2 separate regions of the Homo sapiens genome follow, and region 2 is linked to region 1. The links are chromatin contacts, found by Hi-C or POLR2A ChIA-PET in ENCODE. All regions are on one chromosome and are shown on one strand. Each heading gives the region's core, a stretch centred on a gene start or an enhancer-like site at or near the end of the contact. The rest is flanking DNA. Distances are from core to core; before and after follow the strand shown. Region 1 holds the start of ZNF407-AS1 (ZNF407 antisense RNA 1). Region 2 has its middle 47 kb from the start of TIMM21.

Region 1 (3,788 bases), core at 1,261-3,760:
CAAAATTCTAGGCAGGCTATTTACGTGATATTGCCTTGGATGTGGCCCCAGCCAGCCAGCCTCTTTTGGTTGCTGCCTATTTTCTGAATCCAGTTCCCCAGCCTTCCCATCAATTCTGAAAGCCATCTATAGCCTTCCAATAAATTCCTTTTCTGCTTAAGTCAGCCAAGTCCATTGCCATGGTTGACAACCAAGAATCATGAATGGCACTGTGACACTCTGTGGGCAGGCCATCAGACTGCACTGCCAATGCGCATTTGCTTGTCTATATTCCCCACTATCTTGTTCATCATTTTACTCTAGTGCAATGGCTGGCACAAAGCAAGCATGCGGTAAATGTTTCCTGAATGCATTACTTAATTCCACTAGTCATCAGAGTTGGAAAGCAAGGAAAACGCTCAGTGGAGGACCACAGTGCATTCCTAAAAAACCAATCTCAACTACAGTCGAAAGAGTCACAACTATCAATTAGAAACATACAGCTTAATTTATTCGCCTATTCATAGATTTAGAAACTAGGCTTCTTCTCACTATCTGGGATACAAACCACCTTCTTAAAGGAGATGAGAAAGAGAAGAATCAAACTAGGAGAGTATATTTTATTAAGATTAGCGAGTTCTACTCTAATAAAACAAACCTAATCGGAATGAATGTTGGGGAAAATGTCCCTTCAACCAGGTGAATACCCACTAGTCCTTGAGACCTATCTCAAATCACATATCCTGCAAGAAGCTTTCACCACTCCCCACCATCAATCAGCCGTAACTTCCACTGTGCTCCCACATCTCTATTTTAGTAAGCAGAAAAAGGTATTATATATATTTATTTATGTGTCTATTCAACCAGATCTCAAAATCCTCTAGGGAAGTATATTACTATTTCCAACACCTAGAAGGGTGTTTGGCATAAAGCAAGAACCAGTGTTTTTGAAGTGGAGCCACTTTGCTCTGCTTAAAAGGTACCAATGGAACTGTCCTATTGTTTGCAACTTTTCTGTAAATCTTAATTTATTCCGAAATAAAGTTTAAAAAAAAATGCACCAGTAGCAACTGTGTTGTGAGCAATTATCACACCTGCCTTACATGTCACGCAAGAAGAAAGCTTTACCTTGTACCAGTAGCAGTAATTTTGTATATAGCAAAGTGAGTCTCAGTTTGTAAAAAGGGAATAATTCCTACTACACAAGATTGCTGTACTAAATGAAGCACAGTGAGTATGCCAAATGACATATAAGCTCTTCTTAATAAGGTTCTGATGAGTATATGTTAGGGCCCCTGTCTACAGTGTTCTAAATGGACCAGCACTTCACCACAAAACAGATACATACTACGACTAGGATGTCACCAGGCATAGACTGCAAAGCTGTAACTCAAATCACTATTAAGACTGTAATTACTTATAAAAGTATTCTACATGTGTGTCCACGGATGTGGGATGTCCTATTCCAAAACTCCCCAATGAAATAAATGGCTACTCAAAACCCAGCGCAACCGACAGAGGTCAGCGGCCACTGCACCCCGCCTCCACCAGCTTAAACTCCAGAAGGAGGCCAAGCACCCAGGGCGTGCTAGCTGGCTGGAAAGAGGTGAGCATCTACTGAGAAACCCACTGCTGCCCGCAGCGGTGTCAGGCAGCCGCGGGTCTCCCCGCAGTGGCGCAAAGCGAGCTGAAGTCGGGAATGGCTAGGACCCTTCGCTGCCACCGCGGTGCTTTCGGCCACCGCACTTGTGTGCCCTCCGCCCGCCCACACCAGCGTCGCTTAACGGAAGAAGGCGCGAGTAGCAGCGGCGCAGCCAGGGCACCTGGGGGTGACACGAGAGTGGGCGGGCGGTCCAGGGAGCCCCTGCTGGAAACCAGACGCTAAAGCTTGCAGCTGTGCAGCTAGGGGAGCATCTGTTTTCCACTTGAGAGCAACCCGGGCACGCGAGAACGGCCCGATTTCGGTGCAGGGGTGCGTCCCGAAGGAACGGGGGACTGTTTCTGCGCGGACAGGCGAACCCGGCAGGGGAAACCGAGGCCACGCTAGGTCCGCAGCCCCGAGGTGTCCACAAGAGCTCCGCTCGCGCAAGGGCGCGGAGCGAGGCTGCCCGCGGGACCGGCCTGCGGAGCGAGCGGGTGAGAGGGCAGGGCGGCAGCTGGGGCCTGGGGGAGGAGGGCGGCGAGGCAGCGTGAGCGAACGAGCGAGGGTGTGTGTCCGGGCGTGAGTCTGGGCGGGTGTCGGGAAGGAAGGCGACAGGGAGGGGCGGAGGCGGGGGGAGGGGGGAGGAGAAAGAGCGAAGGGCCCAGACGGGGCTCTGGGCGCCCAGCCGCCCGGCTTCGAGCCCTCAAGCCACCGCCCCCAGGCCCCGCGCTGACGCTGGACGGTCCCCGCCTCCAAACCCCCCGCCCCGGCCAGAGAATAACTTACCTGTTTGGCGACGGAATCGCTCCTGCTCGCCCCTCTGACTGACTCCTCCGGCTCACCGTCTTCCCTTTGGGAGGAAGAGGCGGGACATCCTGTTTCTCCGTCGAAGGACTTCCGGTGGCTTCCAAGGCGACTCCGTAGTGGATGCAGCGCCGGACGCCACAGCCGAAAAACAGAATCTTGGAACTGGTTTAGTACAATCCAGGTCGAGTTCCTTGTTTTTTATCCGAGTGGCCGGCAGGCCCATGTGCTGTCTTGTTTTTAACACATCAGCTCTTGCCGGAAGCCGCTAAGAGATAAAATAGGAAGTCCCACCCTTCCCTTAGAGAAGGAAAACGGAGAGCCGAAGGAGTCAATCTAAATTCGATGAGCGCGTCGGGCTCCAAGGCAGGCGCTGTCAGCCCGGGAGGGCTGTCTGGGATTTCTAGAGGGTCCCAGAACGGGTTCTTCCCAGGCCGATCCCGCCTGCTTCCTGCCCCGTCTCTCCACCCGCCTCCCGCCCTCTGTAAGGGACCCCGAGGGCGGCGCCGGAAACACGGAGAAGGCCCAGAACGGCGCGGGACCCGAGAGGCCTACGTTGGCAAACGCAGCCCGCTGCCCCTTTGCTCGCTTCCCCCGGGCCTGGAGTGGCTCCTGTCGCTTCTGGCGCTCCGATTTCGAGAAATGACTTTCAGCTGTGCAAGGCGAGAATGCTACTTTAGATGATGAGAAAAAATCTCTCGAATGGCTCCCAAAATGAGGTCCTTGTTTAAGAGGCCACAGGAAGCCGCTAGCCGAACTCTGATACCAAAGAGGAGGCCAAGAAGCGGACTGTGGCTTGGTGACCTGTTTGGTATTGCCAAATTTTCAGCTTTTATTAAAGCTGAAACACCTTGGCTGTTTAAAACGTTCGACAAGGACTTTTTTATGAACGTTAACGGCACAGCATACGGGTTTTTTGGAAAAAAAAAAAGGCAGGACTTCAGCCCGTCCGCCCCCTTGTGCAGGTCCATTCATGAACCTCGAGTTAGAGGCCTTTCTTCTGAAACTCAGAATCTAGTAGGGAAGACCTGTGTAGACGAATAAAAATAAATACATCACAGCTTGTTAAGTGCTGTGACAAAGAGGCAGTGAAATCCTGCTTGAGGTCATCTGCCTTGCTAAAGAGGTTTGACTATGTTGTAGGCACAGGGTTAGGGTTAGACTCTGTAATGGGAAGTTATGTGATCAGATTTCTGTTTAGGAAGATCACTGGCCAGGCGGGGTGGCTTACGCCTGTAATCCCAATACTTTGGGAGGCCGAGTCGGTGGATTGCTTGAGGCTAGGATTTTGAGACCAGCCTGGGGAAACCGCGTCTCTACTAAAAATTTGAAATTAGCCAGGCATGGTGGTGCGAGCCTGTAA
Region 2 (3,793 bases), core at 1-2,500, 400 kb after region 1:
AGCTTCCTGCCCTACTGGCTTCTCCAAGTGGGAGGGGAGGAGCATTTCCGGGACCAGGCTATATACAATGTGGCTTTTGGAGAAAATACATTTAAAAAACTCTTTCTCAAATTAAAATATATCTTTTAAAGTGTTTTTTCTTTTTTTTTAGACAGAGTCTCCCTCTGTCACCCAGGCTGGAGTGCAATGGTGTGAACTCGGCTCAGTGCAAGCTCTGCCTCCCAGGTTAATGCCATTCTCCTGTCTCAGCCTCCCGAGTAGCTGGGACTACAGGTGCCCGCCACTGCTCCTGGCTAACTTTTTGTATTTTTTTTTTTTTTTAGTAGAGACAGGGTTTCACCGTGTTAGCCAGGATGGTCTTGATCTCCTGACCTCATGATCCGCCTACCTCGGCCTCCCAGAGTGCTGGGATTACAGGAGTGAAAGGGTTTTAGCAAATTAAGCTTCTTATGGGGGAAAAACATCAGGGGAATGTTTCATAGTCCCTTTGAGATTTCTAATGCACTTAGGTCTTGGGGATTTTGTACTCACTTTCTTTTTGCTTTTTTCTCTGATAAATCCAGTGATGAACAAAATATTCCCTTTGGGAGAGAGTGGGAATGATTTCAAACTTCCAACATTTCAAGTAATAAACACTTTAAGAGTATATCAATTGCTTCACTTTTCCCATTAAATGCATGTTACTTTACATACTGGCCATATCCCTTTTGTGCAAAATACAACACAAGTTTAGCTGAATTCTCTCCCTCCCCCAAAGAGTGAATTACTCCCTTACCCATGCTGCCTGTCCCTGTGCAAATGTTGGCTCTGGTACTTGTAGTTATTTGTGCTTCCCATTCATCTATTCTTGAGGACAAGGATTGAGTCTTTTTTCAAATTTGTGGCCTCATTGTCTAGCACAAAGGCTTATGGAATGCAAACTGTAATATTTAAATATTTGTTGAATACATGGAGGCTGTGTCCAAATTTTTTAAAATTTAATTGGACTTACTAGGGGATATCGAAATGTAAATAAATGCTATATAAAATATATCTTAAAGAGACAAATACCTTTAAAAGGATATTCTAAAGGAAGAATGGTCTCAAAAGAATGCCTTTATAGTGTAAATAATTATCAACTTAGTTAATATCATAAACCTGGGTGGATCAATTCATTATGGTGGTGTCGGTTGCCCTCTAGTGGCCATGAAGGGGTAAGGCGTCATTTAGGCTCTGAAGACCCTGAATTTCTGTTACGATGGCTGAGAACCAGGAAGCCTTCTCACCCACCCAGCAGAGGGAATTGGTTTGGAGACAGAACAAAACGACAAAAGGCAAACAGTAGAATCAACTCAACGATACCTGGTTCTTTCATATGGAATACTTAACATTCTTCCTCTATTTACAAAGACAAACAAAGAGCCAAAGCCTCAGGTATGAGCAAATGAAGGTTAGGGCTCCCTCTTTTGATGAAACGCATTAATCTACCATTCTGAGCATGTTTGCTGCCGTGTACTGAAAAGTTAAACGCATGGCAGGAAGGAATAGAATCAGTTCTGTCTTCTTTATCTTCATTACTCCTCTCTCCTTTGGATCAATGGAAGACGCAAAGACAAGATGTAGAACTCTGTATGTTTCAGAATACTATGAACGTTTTTGGTTCCATTGCCCATTTTTGGTATGGTGGAATGATTTTGCTATTCTAAGCAGCATATAAATCTGGATTTGGGAAAGTTGTATACCTGGATTCCTCAGCAATGGTTTATTTTCTCTCAGGGCTCTGGCACTCGGGGAGGCAAGAGGAGGACTCACTTTGGGCACCCAATTTAAAGGAAGTGACAAAAACTCAGTCATCAAGATAAATTATACACACACACACACACACACACACACACACACACACACATATATATATATATATATATATATATATATATATATATATACAGAGAGAGAGAGAGAGAGAGAGAGAGAGAGAGAGAGACAGAGTCTCGCTCTGTTGCCCAGGCTGGAGTGCAGTGACGCAATCTTGGCTCACTGCAACCCCTGTCTCCCGAGCTCAAACAATTCTCCTGACTCAGCCTCCCAAGTAGCTGGGATGACAGGCGCACACCACCACCTGGTTAATTTTTGTATTCTTAGCAGAGACAGGATTTCACCATGTTGGCCAGGCTAGTCTCGAACCCCTGACTTCAAATGATCCACCTGCTTTGGCCTCCCAAAATGCTGGGATTACAGGCATGAGCCACTGCACCTGGCCTGGATAAATAATACTTTAAAGAAATATTTTTTAAAATCAAAATCCATGCAGAATATCCAGGATTAACAAAATGTCAACACTTGCAGTAAAGACACGATCAGAGATACTGGTTTTTCCTTTGCCCCAGTCTCCACTGTGGTCTGGCATGGCACTGTTTCCTCTTTGCCCAAAATGAGCTTGTTAAGAGAGCAACATTGGCCGGGCATTGTTGCTCACATCTGTGATCCCAGGACTTTGGGAAGCCGGAGTGGGAGGATTACTTGATACCAGGAGTTTAAGACCAGTCTGGGCAACAGAGTGAGACCCCGTCTCTACAAAAAAAAAAAAAAAAAAAAAAAAATAGCTGGGCGTGGTGGCACGTACTTGTAGTCCAGCTACTTGGGAGGCTGAGGTGGGAGGATGGCTTGAGCCTGGGAGGCCAAGGCATCAGTGAGTCGAGATGGCACCACTGTACTCCAACCCAGGCGACAGAGCAAGACCCTGTTGGGGGAAAAAGAGAGAGAGAGAGAGCAGTGCTTCTGTGTGGGTCAGAGCCCAGCCTCTGTAGCTGGGGGAGCTGGATTTTGAAACAGATGCTGCTGTTGCTTACTCAAGAACCTGATTCTTGGCAAAGTTCATACCTTATCTCATCATCATTGTGAATCCTTAGAAGCACATAGTCGTTCCTGGCTGGGTCAGGCAGATGAGATGAAAGGAGGAGGAGGGATTCTCAGTGTGAAAGACTCATCCCACTGCTGTTGGCTTTGAAGATGGAGGAAGGAGACCAAGAGCCCAGGAGTGTGGCAGCCTCTAGAAGTTGGGAATGGCCCCAGATGACAACCAGTGAGAAAGCAGTGACCTCAGTCCTACAATCTTGAGGAACTGAATTTGCCTGTAACCCAAATGAGCAAGGAAACAGATCCTTCCCAAGAGCCTGTAGTGAGTTTCTCAGCCCTGTGGACACCTTGATTCCTTTCCTTTCTGATCTTCTCCTCTTCTCATTCTACCATCTCCCTTAGCAGTCCCAGCCACTCCTCAGATGTTAATATTTCTATGCCACTTCCAAATCTTTTTGAAAGAAGAGATTTTCCAAGTCTTTGCCCATCTACAATGAAAAAATTCATTAAGGAATGTGAAGAACATTATTATTTCTTCTTACTATAATATTTCTTTTTTTCCTCAAAATGATTCTGACTTTAGGTGAGAGGTTTTCAACTATGATGAAGAGGCAGGGGAGGACATGTTATCTTTAAACTCCCCCCGGGATTTTCAGTGCTAAGGTGGCAGAACAGAGGACAGTGGTGCTGCCTCCTCCTCTCCAGGACTCCTCAGGCCACACTAAGGATTAGGTAGTAGCCAGTGGAGCAAGAGGGCCAGGGCCTGGAGGAAGCAGCTGCTGGTAGGTGGCATTGGGAACAGAGCCTTGGCACAGTGGGCAGCCTCGCCGTTTGCAGAGAAATCAAAGCTGAAACAACCAATCCAACTTCGTTCGAACAGCAGAAGGCTGGCAAAGACCTCTGATAGGGACAGGATATGTGTTCAGACAAAGCACCATGAGGCAGCTGGTGACGGGAA

Evidence for each region. A loop is a pair of places that touch in the nucleus more often than their neighbours do. ChIA-PET counts read pairs that join two places held with the same protein, here RNA polymerase II (POLR2A). Pooled maps may share reads with other maps.
Region 2: a pooled map shows a loop between it and region 1 (8-fold over the local background). The contact joins the enhancer-like site here to the promoter of ZNF407-AS1 in region 1. A Hi-C loop is called at or near these places in 9 of 50 pooled maps. POLR2A ChIA-PET finds 5 or more read pairs at or near these places in 2 of 52 experiments (activated CD4-positive, alpha-beta T cell and activated T-cell).

The regions. Positions count from the first base shown.
Region 1 is chr18:74,596,557-74,600,344 of GRCh38, reverse strand. ZNF407-AS1 (ZNF407 antisense RNA 1) reads left to right here and starts at 2,510. Exons shown (of 2, transcript NR_024484.1): 1 at 2,510-3,788. It overlaps ZNF407 (zinc finger protein 407), which reads right to left and starts at 2,475. Exons shown (of 9, transcript NM_017757.3): 1 at 2,408-2,475. RefSeq lists enhancers at 1,480-1,699, 2,490-2,699 and a silencer at 2,090-2,389.
Region 2 is chr18:74,193,953-74,197,745 of GRCh38, reverse strand. No RefSeq gene overlaps it. Among named protein-coding and RNA genes, the nearest start is that of TIMM21, 47 kb to the right of the region's middle. RefSeq lists an enhancer at 1-145. Within about 2 kb of position 1,250, at least 9 of the 41 ENCODE cell types and tissues checked have a DNase peak (open chromatin) inside an H3K27ac peak, as active enhancers do.